2 separate regions of the Homo sapiens genome follow, and region 1 is linked to region 2. The links are chromatin contacts, found by Hi-C or POLR2A ChIA-PET in ENCODE. All regions are on one chromosome and are shown on one strand. Each heading gives the region's core, a stretch centred on a gene start or an enhancer-like site at or near the end of the contact. The rest is flanking DNA. Distances are from core to core; before and after follow the strand shown.

Region 1 (5,676 bases), core at 2,907-5,406, 86 kb before region 2:
GGGCCCCCATGTAGCAGTGCAGGGGGAATGGGAAGAGAAGACGTGGGCTCTCAGCTGCCCGCTGGAGGCCTGGCAAGTCTGGCCTCACCTGCACTGATGTGGGTCAGGCCACAGGACAGCCTCAGCGGCGGTCTAGTGGGCAGAAAGGGGCCACGTCAATGGGGCTGCCCCTTCAGGGTTTCCCCAGCCCCCTCGGTGCCTCAGCTGGACCACGCTCCCTGACACCATGCTCCCCAGCATGGCTGGGAGGGCAAGCCCAGGATCTGTCTGCCAGTCATGCCTCAGGACCCTCACAGATCTCCTGGGGCCTATGGAGACCTGAGTGTCCAGTGGGACAGGGAGATGGCACACCTCAGCCTTTCTCCTGCTGCCCAGAGCACCCAGCATTCTGGGTGGCACGTGATGGACGTCAATACAGAGTGGCAGCTATTCCGGTCCTGTGGACTGGCAGCCCAGGCCATGCTGGATATCGTGGGACCACCAAGCAGGAGCAACTACCCTGTGCTGTGCACAAGTGGGTGGGAACAATGAGGGACATGGACACGGGAAGGAAGCCCCTGCTGCCATACCCCACTCAGTGCAGGGAAAGGGGCAGGCAGAGGAGAAAACGCTTCTGGTCCTTGTACTCCCTTCTGGTGGGGGTGAGGGGTGCCTCAAAGCCGCAGCCAGGGCTTTCGGGTAACAATGGGACCTCCTGACTCCAGAGAGAGTCCTGGGCTCTGGGTCTAAGTGAGAATCAGGTTCCCAGTTCATCCCCACTCTGCCTGCATGGGCCTGTCCCCAGCCTGGCTTCCTTTGGCTTTATGTCCCTGTAAAGTTCTCATTACCCCATCTCTGCCACTGTCTCTGGGCCTGTTAAGGTGATCCTAGCACCTGTATCTCTGCTCCCACAAGGTCTGGATGGTACCTTTAGGCCTGACCTCCTGTTGGCCTTGATCAAAACTTCAAACCCTGCCCACCCGGCCCTGGGATGGTCATCTGTCTCTGCTTGTGAGGGCTGCTCCACTAATACCTGCTCCCCTTTCCTGCCTCGGCTGAACTTCCGTCTAGGCCTGCTTGGCCTGTTTATCATCTAGGACTCTATGCTCAGCTTATGCCTGGCCTTGGTTCCTTCCAGCCTGCCCTGGCCCCACCTGGGATTCCACCCAGGAAAGTAAGGCACCCCTGCACGTGACTCTGGGTTTGGGTGTGTGTGAATGCAGATCCCACGTGACTGCCAGCTTCTAGGGCCTGTTAGGCCAGAGGTTCCCATGACTGAGTCTCAGGGCTGGGAGGAATGTTTGCAGTCCTCTGCACCAGTGCTCCGCCTGGCATGGATGAGAAGGGAACTCAAAGGCTGGCAGTCAATCACACTTCCCCGAATTCAGGGGTATTTCCCTGCCCCACAAGCCCTCTCCCAGCAGAAGCCCCCACTGCACCAGCTGCCTGGGGGATGTGCCTGGGGGACGCGCCTGGAGGCCCTGCACTCTAATCCAATCTGCAGCTCTAGCTTGTTAATTTTATGCTTCATCAGTCGGCAGCTGCAGGAGCCTTTCACTTAGGCAGGGCGAGGCTCCACTGACATGGCCTTGCTCTCCTCCACCATGGCATCCTCCAGTTGACTTTTGTTGGATTTTTAAATTTGTATTTTTAATTATATAAGTAATGCATGATGACAATCCTACAGTAAAAAGGTTCAAACACTAAAAAAGTAAATAGATGACCCCTTTAACCATCCCTCTCCTCCAAGTAAGTGCTGGAATGGTTCAGCATATCCCTTTTAGTTGATTTTGCAGCATAAATCCAGCCTGCCCTATCTTCCTTCTAAAGAGAATGTCCTGGTTCCCAAGGAATTTCCTGCTTACAGGTCTTAGCAGACCTGCCCCTGTTTGGGGAAGGACCTGAATGACAAGAAGGAAGGTGTAGGAATTAGCTGCAGGCAGATCAAGAGATGAAGAGCGCTGTCCTTACCTTTCGGTCATCTTTGAAGGCATCAGCAGTAGCAGTAAAGTGCGGAATGACCTTCTTACAGTGTGGGCACCCTGTGTGAGAGGGGAAGAGAGCACACAGGACTGTGATGCATGTGCAGGGAGGCTGCAGGGCCAGGGACCCTTCCTGAAAGCTCCAGAGAGGGCTCTCCAGGAGCTCCCCACTGCCCGCCACACTGTCAGGGTCCTTTTGTCAACCTTGCCACTCTAACCACCTCCCACCCATGTCTGATCTATTGGTAGGGGGGACTGGTAGGAGTCCCTGTCACAAGCATCATATGCTCCTGCCCAGGCTGGGGGGCGATGGTCACTGTAGTCTAGTTCTGCTCCTTCCACAGAGGACGAGGAACAGCCTGATCTTGGGGGCAGAGGGAGCTTTGGGCTTAAAGAGGAAGGCACGGGATTCTCAGAGCCGCTACAATCTTCTCTTGCTCCAGGGACAATAGCAAATCTCTCCATTTCCTGACTGAGAGGAAGTGGCGTTGGGAAATGCAGGGTGGGGGGATTTTGGGGCAACTACTCTGCACCCACTGCTCATGATTTGCTGCTAACTTCTGCATTCCTAGCAACCTCCACCCAGCCCAGACTGTGAGCAGCCAAATCAGGCCCTGGTCCCCAGGTCTCCATCTACTCTTTGCTCTACAATAACCAGAACCTCAAAGCCAGGAACAGGAAGGCCATGGTCAGGGTAAGAGGGAGAGGAGCTACGGGAAGTCACCAGGCAGTCCTCAGGTCCCTTGATGCTCCCTGTCCCAGGGAGAAGGCTTGTCAGAGCAGCCTAAGGCCTTTGAGCTATACTGGGGCCCCTACCTCCAGCATCTGTCTCTTGTTCTGGGCATCACCCTGAGCCCCAACTCTGACCTCAGTGTCTCAGAAGCAGGGTAGGGACCTCTGTGGGGGCCACTTTCTCCTCCTGTCCTGGTGAGCCCAGGAGCTGCAGGCTGATCCAGCCCTTCCCTCAGCACTAACAGATCAGAACCCAAACCCCCCTCCTCTCTCAGCCCTTTCCCAGTCACTGGTGAACAGAACTGTCCAGGGCACAGAAGGGCTCTGAGGGGAGGGTTTCCCTGAGCAAGGGGAGGCTCCAGCCCACACCTCTACGTCAGCCAGCCTCCCTCAGCCTCGGGAAGGCAGAGATGCCACGGTGGGAACAGAAACGGCTTTGCTCATCTACTTTCTCCTTTTTAAAATAAGATAATAATGACTGGCATTTCAAAGGGTTTTGTGAAACCAAATTAAGGCTAAGCTACAAGTTTAATCTGAATTTAGTCCTTGAGCCAGTCTTGAGATGAGCAGGACCACCCACATGGCCTGGCTGGCAGAGTGGCCAGCTGGCCCAGAGCATTGTGGGGGGTGATGGGGGGTGGGGGTGTAGAGGGCTTTGCCAAGTCTCATGCAGAAGGAGCAGAAGAGACCTGGGCCAGTGATGGGTTATATCAGAAATGAGACAAGCACAGCTTAGCAATGTGCCTAGCACAGCCTAGCTCATGGCAGAGACTGGATGATTTTTTAATAGCCTAAAATGGAAATTACAAGTAACACTTCACTAATTTGACATAACAGAAAGAAAAATAGCTCAAATTCATGAAAATGTCACACTATAAAGGGATGATGTTATAAAATTTTCAAAACACTTAAAGAGCGCAATCTACTGGTTAACAAGGTATGTCACAGACAGCTCCTGCAGGCAGCTGCAGGCCCCTTGTGTGTGGCCTATGCCCATAATAGCATTAGGCTGGCGAAAATAACCACCCCCCTTCCTCAAAACCTGGTTTCACTATTAATTTTTCCTTTTTAACCTCTTTGTTCATTGAAAGTCTAAAGGTAACTGTCAGCCTAGTGTAAATTCCTGTTACCATCAATTTAAAATATCTAGGCCTCAGATTAATGGCTTTCTGTTGCATCTAATTTTCTCATTATCCGAAAGAAAGAGTGGGGCCAATGAGTAATGGGAGGGAGGGCTGTTTCAGAAAGTGCATGAAGATGCTTCCAAGAGGTGTCAGGAGGGCCAGATGTGGATGATTTTTTTTATTTAATGTAGGCTTAAAAAAAAAAAAAAGGCACTGCCTCTGTGTAGCAGAAAACCAAAGACGCCTCCCAGAGTGGGGAAAGAGGAACAAAGACTGAGGACAGGCTGGACAATTGCAGTTCTAGAGACTCCGCCAAGCTGGCCTGAGAAGGGCAGTCACCATGACCAGACCATTCAGCGTAAAAGGAACAATGAAACAGCAGGAGGAAGAGCTGTGCAGAAGCTGGGGAGACAGGATGCAGGGGCAGACATGGTGGGAGAAGGGATGTGGGAGGTGGAGAGATGTGAGGGGAGGTAAGATGTTGGGGTGAGGCAGCTAGAAGGGGAGCAGGAACGTGTGGGTATGCTGCTTTTCCTTTAGACCTCTATCAGGCATTTGACTTTACTATTTGACATTTCTGTAGTGTTTAGATCCTTCATATATAAAAAGTATATAGTATATGCCATATTTATATATAAAAATAGGTATTATTATTTTCATTATTAAAAAGTCAAAAGATGTATCTTTTTTGTCCTTGGAAAGTCTTCCCCCTGTAACCCACTGATAAAGATGTATGTCCCTGGGGCAAGGTTTAGGGACAGAAAAACGCAGTAACAGAAATGAAGAAACTCTAAGGACCAAGCCCTCTGCCAGAGGTTGAGTCACTCAGTGACCCTGCCCTGGATGGATTGTGTTTAGAATTTTGTCAGGGTAGACAGTGAGCCCCTCAAGGCCTGGCAGGGACATGTCTCCCTCCCTTGTACCCTGGGCCCTAGACACTGCACAGCACAGAGCTGATATTTGATGGGTAGGTGGAAGACAGGTGGGAAGGCAGGCGGGAAGGCAGGCAGGCTGGAAGGCAGAAAGGAAGGCAGGCAGGAAGGAAGGCAGGAAGGAAGGAAGGAAGGAAGGAAGGCAGGAAGGCAGGAAGGAAGGCAGGAAGAAAGGCAGGCAGGAAGGAAGGCAGGCAGGAAGGAAGGCAGGCAGGAAGGAAGGCAGGAAGGAAGGAAGGAAGGAAGGCAGGAAGGCAGGAAGGAAGGCAGGAAGGAAGGCAGGCAGGAAGGAAGGCAGGCAGGAAGGAAGGCAGGAAGGAAGGAAGGCAGGAAGGAAGGCAGGCAGGAAGGAAGGCAGGCAGGAAGGCGGGCAGGAAGGAAGGAGGGCAGGAAGGAAGGCAGGCAGGCAGGAAGGCAGGCAGGCAGGCAGGCAGGAAGGCAGGCAGGCAGGAAGGCAGGCCAGGCAGGCAGGCAGGCAGGCAGGCAGGCAGGCAGGCAGGCAGGCAGGAAGGAAGGAGTTGTAGATCTTTGGCAGCCCAAAAGGGTAAGAGTCTCTCCCAGATTCCCTGGGGATTCAAGCACCTGTCGGTCCCAGCAGCCAGGGTCAGGGTGGCGGGGGGCTTATGTCTGCTATGAAGGCCCCTCAGTCAGGGAGGAGCTGAAGAGAGGCAGAGGAAGCACTGGGCTCTGGTCCAGAGGTCTGGGGGAAAGTATTTCGTCTGGTCAAGGGCTTCCACTCCTGCAGCCAGGTTCTCACTTGCTGCTGAAAACACTCTCACTCTCTGGACTGTGCCTGTGACATAGAGAGAGCCATCCAGGCTGCGGGAGGGGCCTGCCACTAACTTGCCCCATGGCCTTGGGCAAGGCTCAGTCCTCCACCCCCTAATGCCAGAGGGAAGATGTCAGCTCCCGAAAATTTTCAGGCTT
Region 2 (6,322 bases), core at 347-2,846:
AAAGGGAGGAAAGCAGGACCTCCTACTCAGCCCAAGTGCAAAGACCGATGGGGGGCGTTTCAGGAGATAGCTCCCTCCTCCTGGCCCAGAGACCCGCCCAGACCAACTGGCTCCAGGGAACTGATGGCAAACCAGCATTCAACAAACCCAGACGCAATTAAGTGACACTGCCCCACTCCAGCCTGGTTCTCCCCAAGAGGGAGAACACAGACCGAAGAGAACAGGGGGCTTCTTTCCCCACCCACTTCCAACCAGAGAGTACCAGGCCACTCCTCACTGGTGATCCAAAAGGCCAGGGTATTGGGAGATGGAAGTGTTTCAAGCAACTCAACCCACACTTTTCTCCTCCCATTTGCCCAGTGTCCTTGCCACACCCAAATGGAAAAGAACGGGAAAATCTGGGTTGGGGGGAGGGTGCCAGGAACAGGAAGTTCCCTGGAACTTCAGGGGAAAAGGACCAGGATGGTCCTAAAATAAGGGAGCGCATAAGTTATGGAAAAGATGGGGAAGGAGGCCACAATATCTCATCACACACCCACAGCGAAACGAAGGCCAAACCCCAGACCTGGGCCGGCAGGCACACCCATTCCGACCTCTCTCAGGGATGCCTGGAGTCCCCCCCACCAAGTGTAGCAAACTACTCTTGGAGTCCACTCCTTTTCCACTTTTGTAAGATTTTGCAGTTTACACAGCTTCCTCCACTGAGACCTCATCCGACTCTCAGAACCACCCTATGGGGGTAGCTTTGCCTTTCTATATCATGCATGAGGAAACTAGCTCAGATACATTAAATGAACCGCCGCGTCACACAGCTAGAAAGTGGCTGAGGCTCGAGCCCGCCTCAGTTGGGTGTAGGAGCAGCTCCTCCGCCGGGGCGGGCTACGTCGACCCCACCCAGCCCACCGAGCCTGGCCTGTGGGCGGAGGCCCAGGTGGTGGCCCGCAGTTTCCCAGACGCCTGGGGCCGAAGCCAAGAACAAGGTGGCCCTAAACCAAGGTTTCCGGCAGTGCAGGTAGTAAGCACCCCCATCCCACCCCGCACTCACACAGGTGCAGGGCTCGGAGTCTGGAGCGGAGCTCACCCCGCAGCCCGCCGGCGTCCTGCCCGACCGGCTGTGCCCCGACCTGCATCCCCGCAAAGTTGTGGCCGTGGCGTAAGCACCCTGCCAGGGATCTCCCGGCGCCCCACAGCTGCCTCCTGCCCCTGCGTCCGGGAGCGCTTGGCGGCGAGGGCACCGGGACGCCCGCTGTCTCCCGCGTAGCACCCAGTGCCCGCCTGCCTGGCATGCACGCCCTCATCCCGGTGCCCCGGGGCAGCTCCCCGCACGTTCCGCAGAGGGCTGGAGCAGAGAGCGCAGAAGGGCACGCGGGACACACGTGCTGGCCCGGCCCGGATCCCTGCCCCACAGTCTCACCCAGATTGCCAGCAGCAGCCACGCCGGCCCGGCCCGCGCCATCCCAGCAGCGCTGCCCACCGCTGGCTCCTTTCTCCACTCCGGCGCCCGCTCCCGCCCGCCCGCCTGCTAGCTCCACCGCGGCCAACCACCACGGCCACTTCCCAGCCGCTCCCCGCCTCCGAGTTCCCGGTGCCACGTCTGCCAAAGCATGCGCAGCAGCTGGGGAGAGGCGGCCGGGAAGAAGTGCTCGCTGGGAGTTGTAGTCTGCAGCCTGGCTCAGCTGGGGGCTGCGGGTGCGGACTGGGCTCCGAGGCCACGTGGCAGCGAGTGAAGTGCGAAAAGGCAAGGTCAGGGAGTAAGGGAAGGCAATTAATGAGCGGGGGCTTACTCTGTGCCTGGAGCTTCAGAAACAGTATCTCACGCAGCTCACAGAAATTAGGTTTTATTTTCTCCACTTTGAGGATTAGGAGGCAGCGCAGGGAATTTAAGTACGTTGATCCAGATCACACAGCCGGTAAATGGCAGAGTCCAGGGCTGCCTGTGAAGGACAGGAAAAGCCCTCATCCCTGCCTCCCAGACTCCCTCCTGCTTATTCTATTTAACTTCAGTAAAACATTATTGAGCTGTTGGAAAACAATCTGGTGGTTCCTCAAAAAGTTAAACATAGATTACTATATGACCAGCAATTCCACCCTTAGGCTAATACCCAAAAGAATTGAAAACAGGTATTCAGACAAATGCACGTACACCAGTGTTCACAGCAACACTATTTACAATAACCAAAAGGTAGAAACAACTCTAACGTCTGTCAAAGGATGAATGGGTAAACAAAGTGTGATACATCCATCTAATGGAATGTTATTTAGCCATTAAAAGGAATAAAGTGGCCCAGCAGGGCAGCTCATGACTGTAATCCCAACACTTTGGAAAGCTGAGGCAGCAGAATCGTGTAAGACTAGGAGTTTGAAACCAGCCTGGGCAACATAGCAAGACCTCATCTCTGCTAAAAATAAAAATAAAATAAAATAAAATAGCTGGTGTGGTGGCAAGGGACTGTAGTTCCAACTACTTGGGAGGCTAAGGCGGGAGGATTGCTTGAACCTGGGATATGGAGACTGCAGTGAGCCAAGATCATGCCACTGCACCCCAGCCTAGGCCACAGGGTGAGACCCTGTCTCAAAAAAAAAAAAAAAAAAAAAGGTGGGGGGGAGAGAATAAAATGCTAATACATTCTACAATGAATGAATCTCAGAAATGTATGCTAATGAAAGAAGCCAGACACAAAAAGTCACATATGATGTGATTACATCTTATGAAATATTTAGAATAGGTAAATCCACAGAGACAGAAAGCATAGTAGTGGGGGTGGGGAGGAAGGAATGGGGAATGACTGCTTAATGAGTATAGGGACTCCTTTGGGAGTGATAAAACATTTTGGAACTAGATGGAGATGATGGTTCCACAACATTGTGAAGGTACTAAATGCCACTAAACTGTACACTTTAAAATGGTTAATTGATGTTATGTGAATTTTACCTGAGTAAAAATTTTCAAAAGAAAAAAACTCTTTATTGAACCCATTCCCTGTGCTAAAGCAGGGGTCCCCAAACGCTGGGCCTCTGGACAGTCTGTGGCCTGTTAGGAACCAGGAGGCAAGCTGTGGGCCAGCGAGCATTACCACCTGAGCTCTGCCTCCTGTCAGATCAGTGGTGGCATTAGATTCTCATAGGAGTGTGAACTCTATTGTGAACTGCACATTCAAGAAATCTAGGTTGTGGGTGCCTTATGAGAATCTAATGCCTGATGATCCGAGATAGAACAGTTTCATCCCAAAACCATCCCCTGTCCCCCCACCATCTGTGGAAAACTTGTCTTCCACAAAACCGGTCCCTGGTGACAAAAAGGTTGGGCCCTGCTGTGCTAAAGCATTCTTGCATGCAGTCAGTTCATACATTCAAGAATGTTTATTGAACACTTACTATGTCCTGAGGCTCAAGATATCCAGTAGTGAGATGAACAAGAGAACAGCACAGTCAGAGGTTGGTAAGTTATAGCTGAAAGGTCCTTGCCTTCTGTCAGGAGAGTCAAAGCTCAAAACTTAGAAGTTATCCATTACTCGCTTCCTATTCACAACAGGCCCATCCAACCCCTCACCACATCCTGTCAATTTTACCTCCAGAATATATCTCTCCTGCCACCTCCCAAGTCTAAGTGACTATCACCTAGGGAAGGGTAACAGTTTCTGAAAGAGTGTGCCTGCTTCTCCCCCATGCCATCCATATGTTAATGTCAGTTGGATCTTGCTTGCCCCTCCCCTGAAACCCTCCAGTGGTTTCCCATTACCCTTAGAATAAAATCCAAACTCTTCCCAAGACCTGCAAGCCCTGCATGGTCTAGGCCCTCGCCCGCCCGGTAGACCTCATCTCCTGCCTCCCACAACCCCTGTCCACTGGGTCCAGTTACACAGACCATCATTTCCTCACCCCTCCCCTCTCCAGAGCTGCTCCTGCCTCAGGGCTTGTGCTCCTCCCATTCTCTTTGCCTTGGCAATTTCCTTGGCCTTTGTCTGGCTGGCGCCTTTGTATCCTTCAGGGTTCTCCTATCTATCCCCTCTCAGAGATGCCCTTCAGAGCAGCCCATCTACAGGTGAGTTTACCCTCCCCACTGCCAAGCTCCTTTTTCTCTATCTCAACTTCTGCTTAGGTTCTGTTGCTTCTTTGCCCAGCACCTACCAAAACCCACAAGACTTACTGAGTCCTTGTGTTCATTGTCTCTTGCTCCAACCTGAATGTCAGTTTCCTGTCCCTCTGTTCATCACCTTGCTTCCAGGACCTAGCACAGGACGGAGCCACAGATGGTTCTCACTGTTCTTTTTGATGAATGACTGAATGATTGAGCTAAGTAATGTGTTGGGAAGTGTCAGAAATTCCTAAAGCAGTTTGGGGACAGGGCTTCCTTGGCATGCTCTGCTCTGCAACCTCGAACTTATGACCTGCACATGGGAAAGTGAGATTTGCACCCCTCTCTGTGGGTCTCTGTTTCTCATCTGTCAAATGAAGCAGTTGGTGAGGATGCAGAGCTACTGGAACACTCACGCATTGCTGTGGGAGTGTAAATTGGCTCACCTACTTTGGACAACTGTACATGTACAAAATCTGAGCCAAAATGTTCATGGCAGCTTTATTCACAGAAGCTGTTATGGACTTGTGTCCCCCCCAAATTCATATGTTGAAGTCCTAACTAACCCTTACTACATCAGAATATGACCGTACTTAGAGCCTTTGAAGAGGTAATTAAGGTTAAATGAGGTCATTGTGGTGGACCCTAATCCCATATGGCTGGTATCCTTACAAAAAGAGGACAGTAGGACACATATACAGAGGAAAGACCATGTGAGGACACAGAGAGAAGACAGAATGGCCAGTGACACGCCAAGGAGAGAGGCCCTCAGAAGAAATCAACCCTGCCAAAAGCTTGATCGTGGATTTCTAGCTTTCAGAATAATAATAATAATAAAAAACAACCTCTGTCATTTAAGCCACCCAGCCTATGGTGGTCTGTTACGGCAGCCCTAACAAACTGATACAGTAGCCCAAACTGGAAACAACCCAACTGTCAGAACAGGAGAGTAGATAAATTAGCGATAGCATATTCTGCAAAAAAGAGAGACAGAGAGAGAGAGAGAGAGAACAAACTCCTGATAATATGCAACAACGTGGATGAATCTCAAAACCCTGATGTTGAGCAAAAGTAGCCAGACACAAAATAATATGTACTGTATGATTCCATTTATCTGAAGTTCAAGAACAGGCAAGTACAATCTGCCTGTTCGATAAAAGAAAACAAGTGGATGAGGAATAGAGACGGACTGTGGGGAAAGCATGAGCAAACCTTCCAGGTACTGGAAATGCTCTGCATCTTGCTTTTTTGTTTCTCTGTTTTGAGACAGGCTCACTCTGCCACCCAGGCTGGAGTGCAGTGATGCAATCTCACTCACTGTAACCTCCATCTCCTAGACTCAAGTCATCCTTCCACCTCAGCCGTCCGAGTAGCTGGGACCTCAGGCTCACACCACCACACCGGGCTAATTGTGTATTTTTAGTAGAGACGGGGTTTTGCTATGTTGCCCAGGCTGGTCTTGAACTCCTGGGCTCAACTGATCTGCCTGCCTTGGCCTCCCAAAGTGCTGGGATTACAGATATGAGCTACCATGCCCAGCCTGTATCTTGATTCAATGATAGTTACATGACATTTAAGATGTGTTGAAATTAATTTATTATTCCAGCTGAATTGATTTATTTTCTAAACTAGATACTAAGATTTTACGCTTTATATACACTATCTCTCAGTCTTTTTCTTAAGTCTGAACATTGAAGGGTGGTGTGAATCAGCTAATCTTCAGGATTCCTTGTAGCTCTTGTATCTTCGAAGTTCAAGACTGGCTAAAAGTTCCTGGGTCCAGGGAGGGCTGAACTCTGCAGAAATGTAACTGCCAAAAGGGGCAAGAGTTGAAGGGAGGAAGGCAGGAAGGAAGCTATGCACCTGAGAGCCAGGGAAACAGAGGGCAAGGGACCGAGGGGGGCAAATAAAAATTTCCAAGAAAACAAGCCATTTCATTCTGCAATTGAAACAAGCTAAAATGCGATTCGTAGCCCTTCTGGGAATGCTTACCAATTCTAAGCTTCACTCTCCTTGAAATATTAGGAGAATAGCACAGGGCAAGCACTGTCCCTCCTCCATTAGAGCCCTCAATGGGCACCATCCATTTTCCAGCAGCAGCCCCGCGGGGCCAGGCCAGAGACACTTCTTGTCCTGCAGTTTATTGCGAATTGTGACACCACCTTATATTTGTGTAGCCAGTTCCCCTCCATCATCTCGGCTGGGATGAGGACTAGCACAATGACCATTTTCTGCATTCAGGCAAGA

What was found. A loop is a pair of places that touch in the nucleus more often than their neighbours do. ChIA-PET counts read pairs that join two places held with the same protein, here RNA polymerase II (POLR2A). Pooled maps may share reads with other maps.
Region 1: a loop to region 2 is called in a pooled map, with 3 times the contacts of the local background. The contact joins the enhancer-like site here to the promoter of PDIA5 in region 2. A Hi-C loop is called at or near these places in 1 of 168 maps with a recorded cell type or tissue (HepG2) and 4 of 50 pooled maps. POLR2A ChIA-PET finds 5 or more read pairs at or near these places in 2 of 52 experiments (Caco-2 and HepG2).

The regions. Positions count from the first base shown.
Region 1 is chr3:123,151,316-123,156,991 of GRCh38, reverse strand. PDIA5 (protein disulfide isomerase family A member 5) reads right to left here. Exons shown (of 17, transcript NM_006810.4): 15 at 1,951-2,021. Among named protein-coding and RNA genes, the nearest start is that of MIR7110, 7.6 kb to the left of the region's middle. RefSeq lists enhancers at 1-322, 2,364-2,864. Within about 2 kb of position 4,156, at least 5 of the 41 ENCODE cell types and tissues checked have a DNase peak (open chromatin) inside an H3K27ac peak, as active enhancers do.
Region 2 is chr3:123,062,299-123,068,620 of GRCh38, reverse strand. It overlaps PDIA5 (protein disulfide isomerase family A member 5), which reads right to left and starts at 1,596. Exons shown (of 17, transcript NM_006810.4): 1 at 1,415-1,596. The coding sequence starts at 1,456. RefSeq lists a silencer at 1,302-1,541.